Regions from separate parts of the Homo sapiens genome. Here region 1 is linked to region 2. Evidence: chromatin loops called from intact Hi-C (ENCODE). Cell type or tissue: Caco-2. All regions are shown on one strand. Each heading gives the region's core, and the rest is flanking DNA. Links, peaks and the distances in the headings are about the cores only. Region 1 overlaps LINC01580 (long intergenic non-protein coding RNA 1580). Region 2 has its middle 12 kb from the start of LINC01581.

Region 1 (5,394 bases), core at 194-5,193, 140 kb after region 2:
ACTCTCCCATCCGTGCAATAATGTTTTTTGTGTGTGACCCACATACTGTGAAAGAGGGCAGGAGGAAGCAGTAGGTTGAAGGAAAACAGGAAAATGTGTTGAGGTTATCAGTCAAGTAGACACTCTTTTCTCCCCACCCCTCCAGAGTTTATCACCAATCCAACAGGTTAGTCAACTGTATTTTCTTTTTATGTAAAAGGCTATATAATTTACCAGCCCTGGGAGTTAGAAGGATAAAGCTCTATAGTATCATAGCTAAATATGTGGCTATAAGGCATTCAGAGTTCTAAACACTAGACAGTGGTAAAATAAAAGAAGTTGGGGCATTTGAGGGTCTGGGGTGACTTCTCTCTTGGGTTGAAAAAATAATTCAAATGTGAATGTTCCAAGGGCAATGCAAAGCCAGGCTCAAAGCTTTTAGTGCCAATAGGTCCTAATTTGTGGGTGGGAGAGAGCAGCAGGCAGCCCCTAGCCTGGGCAATGATCTCCTAGTCAGGCAGTGCCAACAGATAAAGACACTGTAAAGTGTCTTGTAAAGTAATTCCAATAAGAGGTGGCCAGGACTAACTAAGGGGATTCGATGGTACTGGAGCCATAAAGGAGGGAGTCTGTAGGACAATGAGAGATATTGAGAGAGGGAAGAACATTAGGGACAAAGAGTAATGTATGCATAAAGAAGAATGATGAGCCACAAGGCTTAATACACTTAGAAAAGTATATACTTTTATACCCTGAAAATTCAGTGTTCTACTGTACTGAGTCTCATCCTGGTATGGTGATCTTGATGCTGTTGGTAGATGTTCTCGTTCTCCTGGGAACACGGTGGGACAAAGCTTGTTTGCTTCTTTGAAGCTACGTACAGCCATGTGATTTGACTTGGCTAATAAAAGGACTAAAGTGATGTGCATCACGTATGAACTAAACTTTTAAGACCCACATTTTCTTCCTACTGCTGTGGGAATAGTGAAAGTGCATGTTGTAATGAAGTGCACATGATAGAGGGACCATGGTGAGTGAGCCAAGCTCCTCTGACAATCTTCATCGGACGTCATGATAGTTAATTTTATGTGTCAGCTTGACTGGGCTAAGGGATGCCCACATAGCTGGTAAAACATTATTACTGGGTGTATCTGTGAGTGTGTTTCCAGGAGAGACTGGCATTTGAATCAATAGGATGAGTAAAGAAGATTGCCTTCCCCAATGTGAGCACCATCCAATCCATTCATGGCCAGAATAGAACAAAAAGATAAAGAAAGGGTGAATTTGCGCTCTCCCCTTGGGTCTTCTATCTTCTCCTGTACTTGGACATCAGAGCTTCTTTGAACATCAGGACTCAAACCATTCTCCCTACTGTCCCTGTTCTCAGACCTTTGGCCACAGAATGAGAATTATACCATTGATTTCCCTGGTTTTTGGACCCTTGGAATAGGACTTAATTATACTACTAGCTTTTCTGGCTGTATTAGGCCACCCTTGCATTGCCATAAAGAAATACCTGAGGCTCAGTAGTTTACAAAGAAAAGAGGTTTAATTGGCTTATGGCTCTATAGGCTGTACAGGAAGCATAGCTTCAGCATCAGCTTCTGGGGAGGCCTCAGGAAGCTTACAATCATGGCAGAAAGTGAAGTGGGTGCAAGCACTTCACAAGGTGAAGCAGGAGCAAGCAAGAGAGAGAGGAATGTGCCACATACTCTTAAATAACCAGATCTCATTAGAACTCACTCACTATCATGAAGGCAGCACCAAGAGGATGGTGCTAAATCATTCATGAGAAATCTACCCCCATGACCCGAACACCTCCCACCAAGCCCCACCTCCAACATCGGGGATTACAATTCAACATGAGATTTGAGTGGGGACAAGTATCCAAACTATTTCACTGACTCTCTAGCTTGCAGATGGCATATTTTAAGACTTCTCAGCTTCCATAACCACGTGAGCCTATTCTCATAATAAATCTCTTATATCTTTCTATGTATGTATGCATCTATGAATCTATGTATCTATATATGTATGTACATATTTATCTAATCTATCATCTATCTATCCTATTTTTCTCTGTTTCTCTGGAGAACCCTGACTAAAATAAATACCTAGAATAATTCAGAATTAAATTTTGTTGTATAATTCACTGAGATTTGGGGGTGGTATGATTTTTCAGCATACCTTAGTCCATTCCAACTGATACTCTTGCAACTGCTAATGTGTTTGGGAGTATCTGAAAAACTCTTTTACATTTTCAAAGCTATACCTGATTAGTGGCAAACTCCAAGGACTCAGCAGCAGATTGATAAAGGAGGCAAAGAGATGTTCTATCTTGACAATTACATCTTTATTCCTGGATTAAAGACCCTCTTACTCACCCTATTTACCACCTCTTGCCTTCATCTCTAGGCAAATTGGACTGGGACTTTAGGCTGGCTTTCTTCCATAAAGCTCTTTCAAGATGGTCTCCTCCGGGAAGAGTCTCCACAACGAAAGCTGGAAAAGGTTTCCTTAACTCCAGACAGATGAGCTCAGAGAACCACAAGAGGGCAGGTGTTCCCTAAATCAGATCTGATGGCTGCCTGGTTCAGACATTGGACTTTAAATTTAAATACTAGTTCAAGACTAACCCTTATTTTCAGTAAAGACAACATAGATGAGCACCGGGTTTGGAATAAGAAAATAACAGTTCTAATGCAGAGATGAGTCTTTGATAAGACTGGATGAACTCAAGGATTTGAAACAGTTTTCTGGGGATCCTTAGAGGCGCCAAGGAAATAACTGAGAAGGCAAGGGGAAGCCCGAACAGAGAGAGTGCAGGTCTGCATCTCAGCTTCCCAGTGCTTCTCGGCTTTATTGTCAACTATTGTGCTTCTCAGGAAGATATTGGTTAAGAGAGGTTTATTTAGCTCTAATCATTTATGACTTAATTATTTTACCCTTACAAGTGAAAAGCTTGTATCTGACCCTGAGCCACCATTTTTTCACCCATTTTTTTGAGGGGGAGGAGACAGAAACATGGCTTTTTAAAATCAGAATCTATCTGGGTTTGAATCTCAATTTTACTTTGGTTAAATGACTTTGGGTAAATTAAGACCCACTAAATCTCAACATGCTAGAAAATCTAATCACCCCATAACTAAAACTCTGCCAAAATATCTATTGCTTGTAATTGTGGAAAGGGATTTCCAAAGGGGTTCTATGTATATTAAAAATTAATATCCCATTACATATATTTATGCAAATGTATATATAATGGGATATTAATTTATAATATATATAGAACTCATTTGGAAATCACTTATATATAAAATATATAATATATATTATAATAGGATATATTTTATATTATATAATATATATGGGAATATATATGGGATAATGGGATATATATTATATATTATAAAAAATATATATTATAATGGGATACATTATATATTATAAAATATAATATATAATGGGATATTAATACATATAATGGGATATTAGAGATAGATGTTTTAGTAAGGAAAACAACTGAGACTTTGAAATGGGCTCAGAACAAAAAGTGAGTGACTATCCTGTCTAGCTCATCCATCTCTTGTTCATAGAAATGCAAATCAATTGTGACTGGTGGAATGCAACCAATTATTGCCTCATGGATAGACCATCAATTTGTAAATTCATTTCAGATTCCTAATTTCCTACATATGCCTCTGCTTTTTATACCAATTATAACATTTACCCGTTCTCTTATTAATTAATAAGCTAATAAAGTCTTTGATACCTGTTCATTTTATATCTATATAAAATTCACAATTATACCATGTCTTAAAAATTATCTTAATAGTTTCAAAGACATCTTACTCTTCTAGCTTTGACCAGAAAAATGAGGAAATGAAGAGAGAGAGAAAGTACATTATATTTTTATAAGGTTTTTGACTCCAAAGAGACATCCCAAATTGCCATTTTCATGTTTCCAACTCTAACGAGTATATAAACCCTGGGAAAATCTCAAGTTATATCTTTTGGTTTATAATGAAGATGCCTAAGGCTCAGGAAAGAAAGAGATTACAATAGTTAAAATCTGGGGGGGGAAATCATGAATTTAAAAATGTTTTTCCTCTGTGTGTCTTTAAAACATAAACATAGAAGATTTATTTTGTAAATCAAGTGTTTGTTCCTTCTGACCGCCCAGGCTCTGGATCATTTTCCTATAGGATTCCACAGGCCATCGTTTTATGGATGTATTCATGGACACATCTGGATGTGCAGAGCAGGATGGTCCAGTACGTCCTCCTTAGACAGGGCAGACAGCCAGCCTTGCCGTAGATCTTTCCATTATCCATGGTGTCCCTCTTGCTCAATGATGTGCAGCTGAAGGAATTGTTTGGGAGAAATGAGACCCAGGGGAGAGCAAAGGAACTCAACATTGTAAATTAAGAGAGACACTCATGGCCTTTCCAACCAGAGGAAAATAAACAGGGTTACAATGAGAACACAAAAAATCTGTCTGGAAAATCCAGTATACGCCCAGAAATCTAGTTTTCTTCCAAAGATTGATAGATGAAGATTTAATAATTCCCCAATATAGTAACTGACACATTAAAATAGAATTTCATAGAATTAAATTTTTTTCTTAAGTCTCATAGGAGAAAGAAATTTAAAAACCATCACATACCTATAAATGGAACATGATAAATGCATATGGAAAAAAGAGCAAATAACTGGGGTAAAACATTTTTTAGAGAAATAAATTGTAAGAAAAAAAAAAAACTTTTGACTTAAAAATTTTCTTCACTGTTAGACCAGAGAAATGACAGTTGTATTCTAAGTAGTGGTATTAGTAATAGGAGTTCTATATCATTATTTCTTTTAGTTTTGTGTTTCTCCTGTTAAGTCTAGGATCTTATACTATCTCTAAAGCAGTTAGGTCACTAACAACCTATGAAAACACATGTAGTATTCCTGGGGACATTCTTTCCAGAAGGCTGAAATTCCTTACATAGAAAGAATCTTTCACAACCATTGGTTAAGGTAAAAATACAAAACTAAAATAAAACTCCCATATTTGAAGAAAAACAATGAGATTCTCTACTTATTCAATAGTAAAGATTAATTTGTTGTTCAGGCCTTAAAATATGCAGGGCACACAGGCACTGAGAGGATACCCAGTTGCTATGGATGACATTGCTATCCAATGTAAGAGAGTGACCTGACAGTCTAGATACATTTCTGGAGGGCAACTAACAACACTTACGACAACCCTTAAAGATTTACATAGCTTTTTCCTTGGCAATTTTCACTTAATGCAATGTGTCCTAGGGAAAAAAAGCATAGACGAACCTAAGGATTTAGCAGTGGGATTGTTTAACACAGTTTAGATTAAAATTGAAACTAATAAAGAACAGCCCTACAGGATTAATGTGC
Region 2 (5,394 bases), core at 304-5,303:
TTTATCATTCACGTGTTCACTGGAATAGCACTATTCATTTCCTCCAACAACTTTTCCTTTGCATTCACAACTTGGCTAACCGATACAAGAGACCTAGCCTTTGGCCTACCTCTGCTTTTGACATGCCTTCCTTAGTAAGCTTAATCAATTCATGGAAAAATATGCAGCCATGAAAAGGAACAAGATCATGTCCTTTACTGGGACATGGATGAAGCTGGAAGCTGTTATCCTCAGCAAACTAACACAGGAACAGAAAACCAAACACAACATGTTCTCACTTATAAGAGGGAGCTGAGCAATGAGAACACATGGACACAGAGAGGGGAACAACACTTACTGGGGGCTGTCAGGGGAGGGCAGGGGGTGGGGATGGCATTAGAAAAAGAGCTAATGGATGCCCGGCTTAATACCTAGGTGATGGGTTGATGGGTGCAGCAAACCACCATGGAACACGTTTACCTATGTAACAAACCTGCACATCCTGCACATGTACCCCAGAACTTAAAAAGAAAATAGTGAGAGATGTAGTACTCTTCCTTTCCCTCAAACACTTAATTGGCCTAATTCCAATATTGTTATGTCTCAAGGAAGTAGGAGGCCTGGGGAGAAGGAGACAGAGGGGGCAACAACCCCCATCATAATATGCACACCATTCATCAATCACCTTTGCTGTCTTCTATGGGCATGGCTTGTGGCATCTCAAAACAACTGCAATAGTAACATCAAAAGTCAGTGATCATAGATCACCATAATGAATACAATTATAATGAAGTAGGTTGAAATATTGTGAGAATTGCCAAAATGTGACACAAAGACATGAAGTGGGCAAATGCTGTTAGAAAATGGTGCCAATGAACTTTCTCAATACAGGGTTCCAACAAACCTTTAATTTGTAAAACACACACACACATACACACAATATCTGCAAAGCAAAATAAAGCGATGTCCAATAGTCCAAACACAAACATTATTGTGTTTACTTATTGTAAACACAAGTTGGATATTGTCTCTCTCTGTGCAAATGCCCTGTGGCTCCTTTACATGATGAAATGTCCACTTTTTGGCAAGGTCTACAAGCCTATGGATGTGGTTCCTTGCTCCTTTGGGTCGTTTCCATTATTGTTTGCCAAAAACATAGTAGTCCTTATAGATTCTCAGAAATGGCATGCTCCTGCATGCCTTGGTACCATGTTGCATTTATTTTCTTTACTTAGAATGATATTTGCCTTCCACTCCCACATGTCTGCCTTGCAAGTACCTGGATCTTTCTTTATACACAGTTGACTCTTGAACGATGCAGGGGTTTAGAGGCACCAAACCCCTTGCAGTTGAAAATCTGCATATAATTTTTGATTCCTCAAAAATGTAAATACTAATAGTCTACTGTTGACCAAAAGCCTTACCAATAACATACAGTTGATTAACAAATATTTTGTGTATGTGTTACATACTGTATTCTTACAATGAAGTATGTTAGAGAAAAAAATGTTATTAAGACAATCATAAGGAAGAGAAAATATATTTGCTGTTCATTAAGTGGAAGTGGATGTAGATCATTATAAAAATTATCCTCTTCATTTTCATATTGAGTAGGCTGAGGAGAAGGAAGAAGAGGAGGGGTTGGTTTTATTGTCTCAGGAGTGGCAGAGGTGAAAAAAAAATCCACCGATAAGTGGATCCATGTAATTCAAACCCGTGTTGTCAAGGGTCAACAGTACGTTCCTTGAAAGCCACTGTGTTCTCACTGGAGAAAACTTGTGGGGATCCCTCTTCTGCTACCCTTTGGACGCTCTCGCATAATCTAAATTGCCTTTCTTACTTTAATTGCATGCTTGTATCTCCTCATTTAAGAGTGCACATCTTGAAGCAATGAGGGCTCTTTAATTTGAAATCAAAACTAACTCAGCACACTGCACCTAAACACTCAGCAAATTTTGAACACACAGATGAATGTAATCTAGTGCCACTAGCTGGCATGTTACCCAGGTTCATGAATCAGAGTGCTCACCAAGTCACCAAATGGGTTCTTAAAAATACAGATATTGGAGATCAGCCCAAGACACACTTAATCAGAGTTTCTGAGCTGGAATCCAAGACATGGGTTTCTGACAAGCACCTCCGTTGATTCTGAAGCAGCCAGCAAAAAACAGTCGAGAATCATTAATCCAAACCATTTCAGATGCATGATTGCGTTCTCTTATTCTCGAAGATAACTGGTTCTCAACTCTCTTGGGTACAAATCTGCATTTGTTTGTAGCACCAAGATTCTATGGCGTCATAGACATTGAACTGGTAATGTTGCAGCTATCCACAGATAATTAGCCACTGTTAGTGTCACTTGTGAACCGTTTGGTGGCTATTTCCATAGTCAAGTTAAGTTCCGGGCCTTTGAGCTCTTTAGTACACGTCATGCTGTCTTAGAATAGCCCACAAGATGGCAACATGATTTCATGAAATGGTGCTGGGGCTATTTCATGGACTTAGCCACAAGGTGACAGCATTGCACGGTGTTCTGAGTTGACTAGAAGGCTCCAAAAACTACTTAGACTGTTTTTCTAATTGAAAAAGCCTTATAACCCAACTTGATTTAAAAGCAAGCTTTACTTTCTCAGAATTTTCTAAAGGTGACTGTTTAAAAGATCACATCCACTATGGGATTTGTGTTGTTTCAGGTAAAACAGTATATCTCTTGACAGGTTAGTACCTGAAATGTGAGCAGAAATGTTTTTATAGGTTTGCTTTCTCATAAAATGAAAAATTTCCACGAATAGGATGACACAATCCATCTTTGTCAATGGTTAATGACTTCAGATGAGGGCTAGATGCAGGCTTTGAAAGGTTTGTAAGGTTTGTAACGATTTGTAAGGCACAAATCCATTCCCCTAGGGTGCAGTCCTTCAGGGGACCAAGGACACCAGGAGCTGGAGGCCTCCTGTAAAGCAGCCAGCAGCACTTGCCCGGGGCTCTGACCATTCCCAGGCAAGACTATGGGTCAGCCCTACCAGAGTCTCCAGATTTTTAAGAAGACTGGATATTTTCTTGTGGAGTTTCCCAAATCTCCAATATTGGCAACTAACACCAGTAATTTACAGCAGGACAAACAAAATACAACTGTGAGCCAAATTCAACCTCGGCCTGCCAGCTAGCAGCTTCTGTGTTCCTGGAAGAGTTAGGAAGACCAGAAGTTGGGCTGGAGGGGGTCAGAAGGGGATGACTGGGGGCCGGGACGGCAACAGTTTGCCTTTGGTTTTCTCCCGGGAAAAGAACGTTTAAATAATCTCTCAAACACTCATCAACGTATCAACGTAAGAGAACACAGATTTCGATGAAAGTATTGTTTTATTCAAAGGAGTCTGCAAAAGAAGTATCCACTATTTGAATTTTTAAATAGTATTAAAACATCTCCTTAGATTATTTTTCTTGGCTTTACTGGTGGGGGAATCATGCTTCTACTTGTGCCATAGGAATATTTTCATAAGTAATAATTGCCTTAATATTTCTATGTGACTCATTTAATTTTTTGTCTATATTGGAAATTTGTCATTTTTCCTGATTATGAAAGTAATACACATCCCTTGGGGACAGGAAGTGGGGGGACCTCAAAGAATATATAAACACTTTATAAACAATAAAAAGTAATTAATATTCCCTTGCAATGCTCCCCCTCTCTCTCATCATGGTAAAAACTTTGTGTGTGATTTTTCAGACTTTTTTCTGTGTATATAAAAACACATCAATATGAGATAAATATGCAAATCTAAGTTTTCATGGTTTTGGGGTTTTGTTACAAAGACATATAATACTGGTTTTTAATTTATCTTTTCACAAAATAGTATCATTGATGAATTGATTGATGTATTGATTTGATTCTTCTTGGAAATCATTATCCACAATAGACAGAACAGATCTGTGTTCACATTGGAGCCCCACCATTTACCGGTAGTATTAGATGAAATCCTCACCTAGTTTGTACCTTTAATGTAAATATTTCTGGTATTTCACAATTAAGCATAAGGCTGGCTTTGGTTTAATATGTATAATATTTTTAACATGTTGAGCAAGTGTTCACCTATCTATTGAAATAAAATGATTAATTTTTTAATTTTAAACAAAACTTTATTTTTTTATGCTTAAAGTGATTGTTATTGTTTTTTTTTCTTTTTTTATTATTATTATAGTTTAAGTTTTAGGGTACATGTGCACAATGTGCAGGTTAGTTACATAGGTATACATGTGCCATGCTGGTGCGCTGCACCCACTAACTCGTCATCTAGCATTAGGTATATCTCCAATGCTATCCCTCCCCCCTCCCCCCACCCCACCACAGTCCCCAGAGTGTGATGTTCCCCTTCCTGTGTCCATGTGATCTCATTGTTCAATTCCCACCTATGAGTGAGAATATGCGGTGTTTGGTTTTTTGTTCTTGCGAGAGTTTGCTGAGAATGATGATTTCCAATTTCATCCATGTCCCTGCAAAGGACATGAACTCATCATTTTTTATGGCTGCATAGTAAAATGATTAATTTGATTTTAAATTGTGCATGGCCATCAACTCATTAAATGCCATCTTGATGTCTGTTGAGATATTTATGACTTTTTCTTGAACTTTCAATATGGTGAGTTCTTTTAATAGATTTCCTATTGAGAATCTATTCTTGCATCTTGGTACAAACTTTTCTTCACTGTAGCATATTTTTCTTATAATGCTCTGCTCAATTCTTTGATAGGATGTGAGACTGTACCAAGTTTTATTTCTTCAGTTTTTATGCAGACCTTCTATGATTTGGTATGATTATTATGCTGGCCTTACAAATATGATTTTGGATGTTTTTCTTTTGCAATGAAACATTTAAAATGGCATCAGCATAACCTTTTCTTTAATAATGTGAAAGGAATTTGTATCAGTGGGCCTGGTGCTTTTTAGGATATAAAGCTCTTAGACAGCTTTCTTAATTTCTTTAAGAAATTTCTTATAGAAATCATCTTAAGTTTTGGGGCATATTGCAGTCACTTAGAGATTTCTTTCGAAAATCCTTATGCTGAAGCTCAACATAAACAGTTAAATTAGAATATCTGGGGGTATGTGCGTACATTAGTTTAGTTTGGTTAAGCTTTTATTTTTAAACCAACCTCCTCCTACTTCCATAATTCTAATGTGCAGCCAGGATTGAGAAATGCTACTTAGATCTCTATCTCGTTTGAGTCAATTTCAATAAGTAAAGACTTCATCTACATCATCTATGTTTAGTCGCTGTTTTTTTATGCGCACTGCTGAATATATACGTGTGTGTTATATTTGTATGGTAGATTTTCTTTCCAAGTTAGATTTGTCGGTAGTTGATCTGGTTCTAAAGATAGAACCAAGCTGGGCATGGTGGCTCACACCTGTAATCC

Evidence for each region. Hi-C counts contacts between places; a loop is a spot of excess contacts. Peaks named below come from ENCODE experiments on the same cell type or tissue, not always from the same donor. Only the 100,000 strongest peaks of a DNase experiment are listed, where the experiment ranks them.
Region 1: it touches region 2 in a loop (8-fold over the local background); 3 of 110 quality-filtered maps call a loop at or near these places.

Annotation. Positions count from the first base shown.
Region 1 is chr15:93,972,407-93,977,800 of GRCh38, reverse strand. All of the region lies in intron 2 of LINC01580 (long intergenic non-protein coding RNA 1580), which reads right to left. LINC01581 (long intergenic non-protein coding RNA 1581) reads left to right here. Exons shown (of 9, transcript NR_120320.1): 5 at 2,395-2,805. Among named protein-coding and RNA genes, the nearest start is that of LINC01580, 74 kb to the right of the region's middle. In Caco-2, for the core only: a CTCF peak has its summit at 2,503 (motif pointing right); a DNase peak (open chromatin) is centred at 2,510.
Region 2 is chr15:94,117,159-94,122,552 of GRCh38, reverse strand. No RefSeq gene overlaps it. Among named protein-coding and RNA genes, the nearest start is that of LINC01581, 12 kb to the right of the region's middle. In Caco-2, for the core only: a CTCF peak has its summit at 2,476 (motif pointing right); DNase peaks (open chromatin) are centred at 2,472 and 2,932.